2 separate regions of the Homo sapiens genome follow, and region 2 is linked to region 1. A link is an interaction called in ENCODE POLR2A ChIA-PET data of the cell type or tissue named here. Cell type or tissue: OCI-LY7. All regions are shown on one strand.

Region 1 (5,000 bases):
CCTCCACCTCCCACGTTCAAGCGATTCTCCTGCCTCAGCCTCCCCAGTAGCTGGGATTACAGATGCCTGCCACAGTTTATATCCCATTATCTCCCTGCTCTACACCTGCCCCCACACAGTAAATGAGATGAAGGAAAACTCATAACCTTGCACACTGGTCTGGCTTTGAAAGGAAAACATATTCATGGATCCCATTGTAATCACCTCCTGGCATCCATCCTTAACTCCCTTGCCCCTCTCTTGGTGTCAGTGGCATTTGCATTTGCTGTTATGCCTGCCTGCAACCCTTGTTCTTAGATTTCTGCAGGGCTGGCTCCCCAGGTCTACATGCAAATGTCACCTTCTTAATCAGATGTTTTGCTTTTAAGAAACCATTTCAGATATTGCTGGAGTTTCATGCTTGCCATTCAACTGAGGGAAGCTGGAACATTTGAAGAAAAACATTTTGCTGACAGCACTGGCTGGCACAGCTCTATAGGTCTCAGTCCCAGTGAGCTGCGCTGGGGAAAACCACCCAGCAATCCATGAGTCAGGGCTTCAGGATCTACATATGAAGTCTATAAGTAATATAACAAAAGTGATAAATTTAAAAATATTGCCAGGTGCAGTGGTTCAGGCAGGAGGAACACTTGAGGCCAAGAGTTTGAGACCAGCCTGGGAAACAAAGTGAGACCCCTGTCTCTACAAAAAATACAAGAAAAAAAAAAGAAAGCGGGGCTGGTGGCACATGCTTGTAGTCCCAGCTACTCAGGAGGCTGAGCTAGGAAAACTGTTTAAGCCCTGGAAGTCGAGGCTGCAGTGAGCTATGATCACACCACTGCACTCCAGCCTGGGCAACAGAAAGAGACTTGTCCCAAAAAAATTACAAGAAAAAAAAAAATATATATATAACATATGTGTGTGTGTATGTGTGTGTGTGTGTGTGTGTGTGTGTCAGCACATGAAGGGATATGAATTTAAAAGCAGAAGAAAGTGCTGAAAGAGAAGTGGGCTCCTCTGGGAGAAGTTGTAGTGGCTTGGAATTGTTGCTTTTCCTTATTAGCTTTTCTGTGTGATTTAGTTTTATAACCATATGATAAAAATGAATTTTAAATATCTACCTGTAGATTTAGATCTTACTGTAGCAGTCAGGACAAGGGGCAGACTCTAGGTCAAAGACATGCTGCTAGAACTTCTGTTAGAAGCAATACCTCCAAAATTTTTAAAACCAACAGCACAGCCACTGCAAGTTCTTGTATTCACTGGGCACTTTTCAGATTAATGTCTCTAACTTTTCTTTCCTCATTTCTTAGACTGAACCTGAAGGCAGATCCTAGCAATATAATGAGATGATACCGGCTCATCCCTATGTAATATATCATTCCTATAGCACATATTACAAATTGTTATAAATATTTCACATATTTTGGTACAGCCAATATAAAATGGAGAAAAAAGAAAATTAGATGTACCCCATTAAAAATAATTATATACCAAATCTATTTTGTATTATTTCTTAAATATTTGTTGTCTTATTTTCTTTATGTCTTATTTTCCTTCTTAAATATTTTATGTCTGATTCCCTCTGAAACCTGATGAAAGGAAAGTGAAGAAGGAAATATAAACTATTTTTTTAATTCCATTCTCTTCCTTGAAAGTAATTAAAATAAATAAAATTCGTTGTCTTTTCACTCTATCACCCATATAATTCAATGTGAAATCTTCCTCTCAACTCAGTTTTAGCTGAATGCCAAATATGCAATAAACATACAAAAAAAATGCCATTAGAGTTCTTCTAATTAAATCAATAAATGTGTAAATAAAATACCTTTTCCTTAGGAAAGGAAACCACAATCCCAGCCCAGATGGCAAACAGCCTCAATGGAGAAGAAATTCTTCACTTACAGCCTAACAATAGCTCTTTTATTTCTCCCTCTAAATCAGCAGTCCTCAACCTTTTTGGCACCAGGGACCAGTTTCATGGAAGACAATTTTTCCATGGATGAGGGGTTGGGGGGATGGTTTCGGGATAAAACTGTTCCACCTCAGATCATCAGGCATTAGATTCTCATAAGCAGTGGGCAACCTAGATCCCTTGTATGCACAATTCACAAAAGGGTTTGTGCTCCTATGAGAATCTAATGCTGCCGCTGATCTGACAGGAGGTGGAGCTCAGGTGGTAATGCCCGCTTGCCCCCTGCACACCTCCTGCTGTGTGGCCCAGTTCCTAAAAGGCCAGCCCAGGGCTTGGGAACCTCCGCTCCAAATGATCAAGTTTCATTCGGAGAGAGTGATATTTCATATTTTATCTCTACTTATAATGTTTAAGTATCGGTATATACTTCATAACAACTACAGCATTACAGGATGAGATACCCTAAAGTGAGGTAACAGAACAAGCTAGGAGGTTTTATTTGTTTCAGTAAATTTAAATTAACCAAATAGTTGCCTTTTATAATCAGGCAGGCATTAATTTTTCAACATATTAATTACTCCTTTGAACAGTAAACAGATCCTGAGAAACTAAAAGTTAACCCTCAAATAGTACTAATGATCACAGTATGAATTATATTATGGAAGCTCAAAAACACCTGTAAAGAAGGCAAATTTACTACCCCCATTTCTGAAGAGGCTGAGAAACTAAGTTCCTTTCTTAAACATGCACATTCTTCCCCAGCCCTACCTCACATTCCTCCTTATCTGCCCAGCCAACTTGGTGGCTGTTTTCCTTATCTTGGGCTAGAAAAGCCAAACAAATATCCAAGAAGTTTTCTGTCTTAGGTTAAGATGAGACAGTGCACAAGCTCAATGACACTGAGCCCAAGTCAAGCTCAATCCTATGTACATGAGATGCGTGAAGCTGTTTAACACCTCAAAGAAAGACAGCGTTGAAGGGGCAGATCCCACTCCAAAGCAGATGAGAGAGCACAGTCTGCAGACCCCAGGTGTCTGCAAATGGCTCCTCTTCCAAGAACCTCAGGAAGTTGCATCAGCTACAGGTGCTTCCCTAACTCCCCTCCCCACTGCCAAGGGCGTGGGCCTCCATGCAGCAAGCTTGTTCTGCTGTAGAGTAACCCCAGATGCTAGGTGTGCGGAGGAAATCAAAGCAGGGCTGAGAGCTACTTTGGGCTCTGGGACCTTGTATGATTTATGTGAGTGTAGGTCTCTTGGATGCGTTGCCATGTGGGCTTTCTGGTTTAAGGGTTGTAATTCTTTTTTGTTGTTTTTTTGTAAAGACAGAGTCTCACTATGTTGCCCAGGCTAGTCTCAAACTCCTCAAGCAATCCTTTATGTCATATTGGACAATCTCAGATTAGTGGCAAGAGAAAAGACGTTCTAACTACCTGTGATTACAGCATTATACAGAGGCAAGGGCTTGGCCACATCTTCCACTTACCATCTGTGTGAACTTGAGCAACTTACCTAAGTCCCAACTTCCTCATCTGCAAATTAGGGATGGTGGTAACCACCTGAAACCACTGTGATGAATACAGTAGCAGCTTAATTATCAAGCATGATCAGAATAGGTATTTGTTTAATCCAAAAAGCTAATGAAGGTGGAGAACCAAGAATGTAGACACATTCACACCTTACACATCTTTTTTTTTTTTTTTTTTTTTTTTGAGACAGAGTCTCGCTCTGTCGCCCAGGCTGGAATGCAGTGGCTTGATCTCAGCTCACTGCAAGCTCTGCCTCCCGGGTTCACGCCATTCTCCTGCCTTCCTGCCTCAGCCTCCCAAGTAGCTGGGACTACAGGCGCCCGCCACCACGCCCGGCTAATTTTTTGTATTTTTAGCAGAGACGGGGTTTCACCGTGTTAGCCAGGATGGTCTCGATCTCCTGACCTTGTGATCCGCCTGCCTCGGTCTCCTAGAGTGCTGGGATTACAGGCGTGAGCCACTGCGCCCAGCCCCTACACATCTTGCTTTTAATTTAAAGTGTGCAAATATACCATCATTGGCCAACTTGATGTAGGGTTGGGACTTTCTTTGAGAATGGGTCTGCCAATGAGAATCCCATTGTGTCAATCTTATATAAACAGCACCCCTAATGCATCATCCATGAGTTCCAGTTCTGGTTTCTCCACAGGGAATAAAAATTGCAGACATATGCAAAGCCATCTTCAACCTTTCTACCTTGTAGATTTTCCAAAGCACTCAACTTGGTGTTCATATACATAACTTTCTTTTACTCATATTTCACGGCCGTATATGATAGGCAAATGACACCATTTCATCCAAGTAAAAACGACACCAACACAATGAATCTTACCTAGAATTCAGCTCAATGGGGGAGGGCTGAAGTGCACAACAGAGTAGCCCCAAGCTGCCCCAGATGGCAGTCAGATGGTGTCCAGAGCGCCAGACAGCCTAGTGAGTTAGCTCAGTGAACTCTAGCTAGGCAGCCTGCTACAGCATTTACTGTGGGGGGATTTATCGTGTCATCTCGGTCTTCCTCGTGCCTACCACAAGGGTGGTGGGTAGGTCCTTATAACCATGGGTGTTGCTATCATAGGAACTGCGTATTTGTACTGAGCAACAGTGTAAGGCTCTGAAGTTTAATGAGGAAAATTTTACCAACAGTGAGAAATCCCAGAAGAAAAGCATCCTCCTCCACAACGCAACTGTTGCCTGTCCAAATCCTTATTCACCAAACAAGCTACAAGACTAGGTTGAGAAAACACGTACTTCTCCAAGGCGCTCTTCTCAAGCCTTTCCACCTCCTTCTTCTGCCAAGCTTTGTGCTTCTTGACACGAGTTTCCCACAAGGCTCTGATGACAGAAATGTCGAAGACAACCACTTTATGTCCCATTTTGGGAGCATGAAATTACCTATTTAAAAAATATATAGATATGTCAGCTTGATACACAAACAGAAAACAGTTTTAACATAAACTTTAAAATGAAATATGAATGAATCACTTGGCTTAAGGAATGATGATATGCCTTACTACTTCAAGGATGACAGTTTGCTTTTTTTTTTTTTTTTTTTTTTTAGCTTGTTTGGCTGGTTGGGTTTTG
Region 2 (5,000 bases), 940 kb after region 1:
TTGAGCACTTATATACGCATGTTAGCCATTCCGATGTCTGCTTTGATGTCTATTCCAATATTCCGCCTTTTTTTTTTTTTTTAAAGAGACAGGGTCTCAGCCAAGCACGGTGACTCATGCCTGTAATCCCAACACTTTGGGAGGCCAAGGCAGGTGGATCATTTGAGGCCGGGAGTTCGAGACCAGCCTGGCCAACATGGTGAAATCCCATCTCTACTAAAAATACGAAAATTAGCTGGGCATGGTGGTGCATGCCTGTAGTCCCAGCTACGTGGCAGGCTGAGGCAGGAGACCTGCTTGAACCTGGGGGGCAGAGCTTGCAGTGAGCTGAGATTGTGCTGCACTTCAGCATGGGTGACAAAGCAAGACTGTCTCAAAAAAATAGGACAGCATCTCACTGCATCACCCAGGCTGGAGTGCAGTAGTGCAATAATTGCTCACTGACTGTTGCCTTAACTTCCTGGGTGCAAGCAATCCTCCCACTTTAGCCTCCTGAGTAGCTTGGACTATAGCCATGCACCACCACACCCAGGTATTTTTTTTTTTTTTTTGAGACGGAGTCTTGCTCTGTTGCCCAGGCTGGAGTGTAGTGGCGCAATATCAGCTCACTGCAAGCTCTGCCTCCTGGGTTCATGCCATTCTCCTGCCTCGGCCTCCTGAGTAGCTGGGACTACAGGCGCCCGCCACCGAGCCCGGCCAATTTTTTTTGTATTTTTTAGTAGAGATGGGGTTTCACCTTGTTAGCCAGGATGGTCTCGATCTCCTGACCTCGTGGTCTGCCTGCCTCGGCCTCCCAAAGTGTTGGGATTACAGGCGTGAGCCACTGCGCCTGGCCACACACAGGTATTTTTTTTTAAATTTTTTGTAGAGACATGATTTCACTATGTTGTCCATGCTGGTCTTGACCTCCTGGCCTCAAGGAATTCTCCTGCCTCGACCTCCCAAAGTGCTATGATTACAGGCATGAGCCACCATGCCCAGCTTGCTGCCCATTTTTTAACTGGATTATGTGTCTTCTTCTTCTTCTTTTTTTTGACATGGAGTCTCACTCTGTCACCTAGGCTGGAGTGCAATGGCGTGATCTCGGCTCACTGCAACCTCCACCTCCTGGGTTCAAGTGATTCTCCTGCCTCAGCCTCCCAAGTAGCTGGGATTATAGGTGCGCACCACCACACCCAGCTAATTTTTGTATTTTTAGTAGAGATGGGGTTTTACCATGTTGATCAGGCTGGTCTTGAACTCCTAACCTAGTGATCCACCCGTCTCAGCCTCCCAAAGTGCTGGGATTACAGAAATGAGCCACTGTGCCCGGCAAGTGTCTTCTTTCTTTTATTCTTTCTTCCCCCTGCCCTCCTCTTCCCCCCCTCCCCCCACCCCTTTCTTTCTTTCTTTCTGTTTTTGAGACAGAGTCTCGCTCTGTTGCCCAGGCTAGAGTGCAGTGGCAGTCTCGGCTCACAGCAACCTGCATCTCCTGGGTTCAAGCAATTCCCCTGCCTCAGCCTCCTGAGTAGCTGGGACTATAGGCGTGTGCCACCATGCCCTAACTTTTGTATTTTTAGTAGAGACGGGGTTTCACTATGTTGGCCAGGCTCGTCTCAAGCTTGTGACCTTGTGATCCACCCATCTTGGCCTCTCAAAGTGCTGGGATTATAGGCGTGAGCCACCACATCCAGCAAGTGTCTTCTTCTTATTCAGTTGTTAAGAGTTCCTTCCATATTCTGGATACAAGTCTCTTATTATAAATATGAACGCAAAATTTTTTTCAGGAAAACAAGTAGAATGAATAACTATTTCAGAAAAGGACTATTAAAACTGATATCACGAAGTGACCGGAAATAAAGACCAATAATAAAGAAAAAAATTTTAGATACTCTCCAAAAATGTTATTTTCTTGGCTGGGCGCGGTGGCTCACGCCTGTAATCCCAGCACTTTGGGAGGCCAAGGCGGGCGGATCACGAGGTCAGGAGATCGAGACCATCCTGGCTAACACAGTGAAACCCCGTCTCTACTAAAAATACAAAAAATTAGCCAGGCGTGGTGGCGGGCGCCTGTAGTCCCAGCTACTCGGGAGGCTGAGGCAGGAGAATGGCATGAACCCGGGAGGCAGAGCCTGCAGTGAGCCGAGATCGCACCACTGCACTCAAGCCTGGGTGACAGAGCGACACTGTCAGAAAGAAAAGAAAGAGAAGAGAAGAGAAGAGAAGAGAAGAGAAGAGAAGAGAAGAGAAGAGAAGAGAAAAGAAAGGTGGGGGGAGGGGAGAGAAAAAGAAAAGTTACTTTCTTTTTTTTTTTTTTTTTGAGTGGCTGAGATGACAGGCATGCACTACCACACCTAGATAATTCGTGTATTTTTAGTAGAGACAGGGTTTTGCCATGTTGATGAGGCTGGTCTTGAACTCCTGGCCTCACGTGATCCACCTGTCTTACCCTCCCAAAGTGCTGGGATTACAGTCATGAGCCACTGCACCTGGCCTACAAATTTTAAATGAGTTGAAATGTTATCCATATTTTAAAAATTATTTTACACTAGAAAGCACAGAATAGCAACTTCATTCCAGTGAGAAAGAAAAACATATTTTTGAGTCCTGAAGAATTAAGACACCATCAGAGATGAAACAGGAACATTACAAGGTCTTGTTCAAATAGCACTGCCCCCATAAATTCTTCCCCAATTTTCTGTGCCCGCAACAAAAAAGAAAAAAAAAATTAGGGGGAAATAATTGTTCTTTCCTATGAACATCAGCCTCATGTTAGTAGAATATTTTTATGGCCCATATCACACCTTATGATCCTGTTTTTCTACCCCTGTATTAGTCCATTCCCACACTGCTATAAAGAAATACCTGAGGCTGGGTAATTTATAAAGAAAAGAGGTTGAATTTGCTCACAGTTCTGCAGGCTGTATAGGAAGCATGGCAGCATCTGCTTCTGGGGAGGCCTCAAGGGAGCTTTCACTCGTGGTGGAAGGCAAAGCAGGAGCAGGTGTCGTATATGGCAGGAGCAGGACCAAGATGGGGTCTGGGGTGGCGGTGGGTAAGTGCTACACACTTTTAAACAAAAGATCTCATGAGAACTCAGGACAGTACCAAGAGGGAAATCCACCCCTGTGATCCAATCAGCTCTCAGCAGGCCCCATCTCCAACAGTGGGAATTAATTTCCACATGAGATTTGGGCAGGGACACAGACCCAAACTATATCAACCTCTCATTAGGCTACAGCAGTCTTTAGGATTGTTTTGGTTTTTGGTTTCAGGGTTTTTGTTTGTTTGTTTGTTTGTTTTTTTGAGATGGAGTCTAGCTCTGTCGCCCAGGCTGGAGTGCAGTGGTGTGATCTCGGCTCACTGCAAGCTCCACCTCAGCATCCCGAGTAGCTGGGACTACAGGCGCCTGCAAGCACTCCTGGCTAATTTTTTGTATTTTTAGTAGAGACGAGGTTTCATCATGTTAGCCAGAATGGTCTTGATCTCCTGACCTCGTGATTTGCCTGCCTCGGCCCCCCGAAGTGCTGGGATTACAGGCGTAAGCCACCACGCCCGGCCGGTTTTGGGTTTTTTTTGAGACAGTTTCGCTCTGCCATTCAGCTTCGAGTGCAGTGGCTTGATCATAGCTCACTGCAGGCTTGAACTCCTGAGCTCAAACAGTCCTCCCACCATAGCCTTCCGAGTGGCTGGGACCACACCACCATGCCCAGCTTTTTGTTGTTGTTGTTCAAGACAGGGTCTTGCTATTTTGCCCAGGCTGGCCTCCAAACTCCTGGCCTCAAGCAATCCTCCCACCTCAGCATCCCAAAGCGCTGAGGTTACAGGTATGAGCTACCATGCCCAGCCTTTAGGATTGTTTTTATCTTTATAACCCTTTTTATAAAACAGATCTTCTGGCTGGGCACGGTGGCTCACACCTGTAATCCCAGCACTTTGGGAGGCCGAGGCAGGCGAATCACGAGGTCAGCAGATCAAGACCATCCTGGCTAACATGGTGAAACCCCGTCTCTACTAAAAATACAAAAACTTAGCTGGGCGTGGTGGCAGGCACCTGTAGTCCCAGCTACTCGGGAGGCTGAAGTAGAAGAATCGCTTGAACCCGGGAGGTGGAGGTTGCAGTGAGCCAAGATTGCGCCACTGCACTCCAGCCTGGGCAACAGGGCAAGACTCTGTCTCAAAATAAATAAATAAATAAAAATAAAATCCTGGACTCAAGTGATCTGCCTGCCTCAGCCTCCCAAAGTGCTGGGATTACAGGCATGAGCCACCATGCCCGACCAACACCAGGTTTTAATTGATAAGTAAGCAAGGATAAGGAACAGATTCTGTACACACGGAAAAATACAGAGAAAATTATATGCTAGTGATTAAAGAAATGTCCATTTCACACTAGAATCATTTTTATGGACCATATCACACCTTATGATCCTGTTTTTCTACCCCTGTATTAGTCCATTCTCACACAACCACCACTATTAAATTAATTAAAAATAAGTTAAACCCAAAGTTGACAGAGCAAAATCTCTGCATCATTGTCAACTGGCTCCATCATTCTGAAGAACAACCTGATAATGTGCCAGGGCCAGTTTCTGCTGTAATTCAATAATTCCATTAGAGGGTATGGACTAAAATGTCATCACCCCTCACTTCTCACAGGCCCCTGTGCTGGTTTATTTATAGCACTTATTGTGGTCTAAGTTAAATATGTCCTTTGTCGATTCTGTTGATTGCCTGTCTTCTCTTCCAGAACGTAAGTTCTATGAGCTCTGCCAGTGACCTGGTTTGTCAGGTTCTAAACAAACAAGTACTTATCCCCACCCGCAATAGGTAGAGTATATAAAATTTATAACAGCATAATTGATAACTGTAAAAACCAGAATCTACATGCCCAGAGGATAACTAAACAAACTAGAATATAATGATAGCATAAAATGCTGAATAGCTTTTTTTTTTGAGACTGAGTTTTGCTCTTGTTGCCCAGGCTAGAGCACAATGGTGCATTCTCGGCTCACTGCAAC

The links. Peaks named below come from ENCODE experiments on the same cell type or tissue, not always from the same donor. Only the 100,000 strongest peaks of a DNase experiment are listed, where the experiment ranks them.
Region 2: POLR2A ChIA-PET joins it to region 1 with 9 read pairs; 1 of 35 experiments calls an interaction of 5 or more read pairs at or near these places.

The regions. Positions count from the first base shown.
Region 1 is chr3:46,546,800-46,551,799 of GRCh38, forward strand. LRRC2 (leucine rich repeat containing 2) reads right to left here. Exons shown (of 9, transcript NM_024512.5): 2 at 4,668-4,811. The coding sequence starts at 4,792. Among named protein-coding and RNA genes, the nearest start is that of LRRC2-AS1, 8.1 kb to the right of the region's middle. In OCI-LY7, no CTCF peak of the experiment used is centred here; DNase peaks (open chromatin) are centred at 322, 1,172, 2,982, 3,392 and 1 weaker place; H3K4me3 peaks cover 3,520 bases; H3K27ac peaks cover 5,000 bases.
Region 2 is chr3:47,488,411-47,493,410 of GRCh38, forward strand. No RefSeq gene overlaps it. Among named protein-coding and RNA genes, the nearest start is that of SCAP, 15 kb to the left of the region's middle. RefSeq lists enhancers at 1-304, 305-804. In OCI-LY7, no CTCF peak of the experiment used is centred here; DNase peaks (open chromatin) are centred at 2,981, 3,541 and 4,691; H3K4me3 peaks cover 1,014 bases; H3K27ac peaks cover 2,574 bases.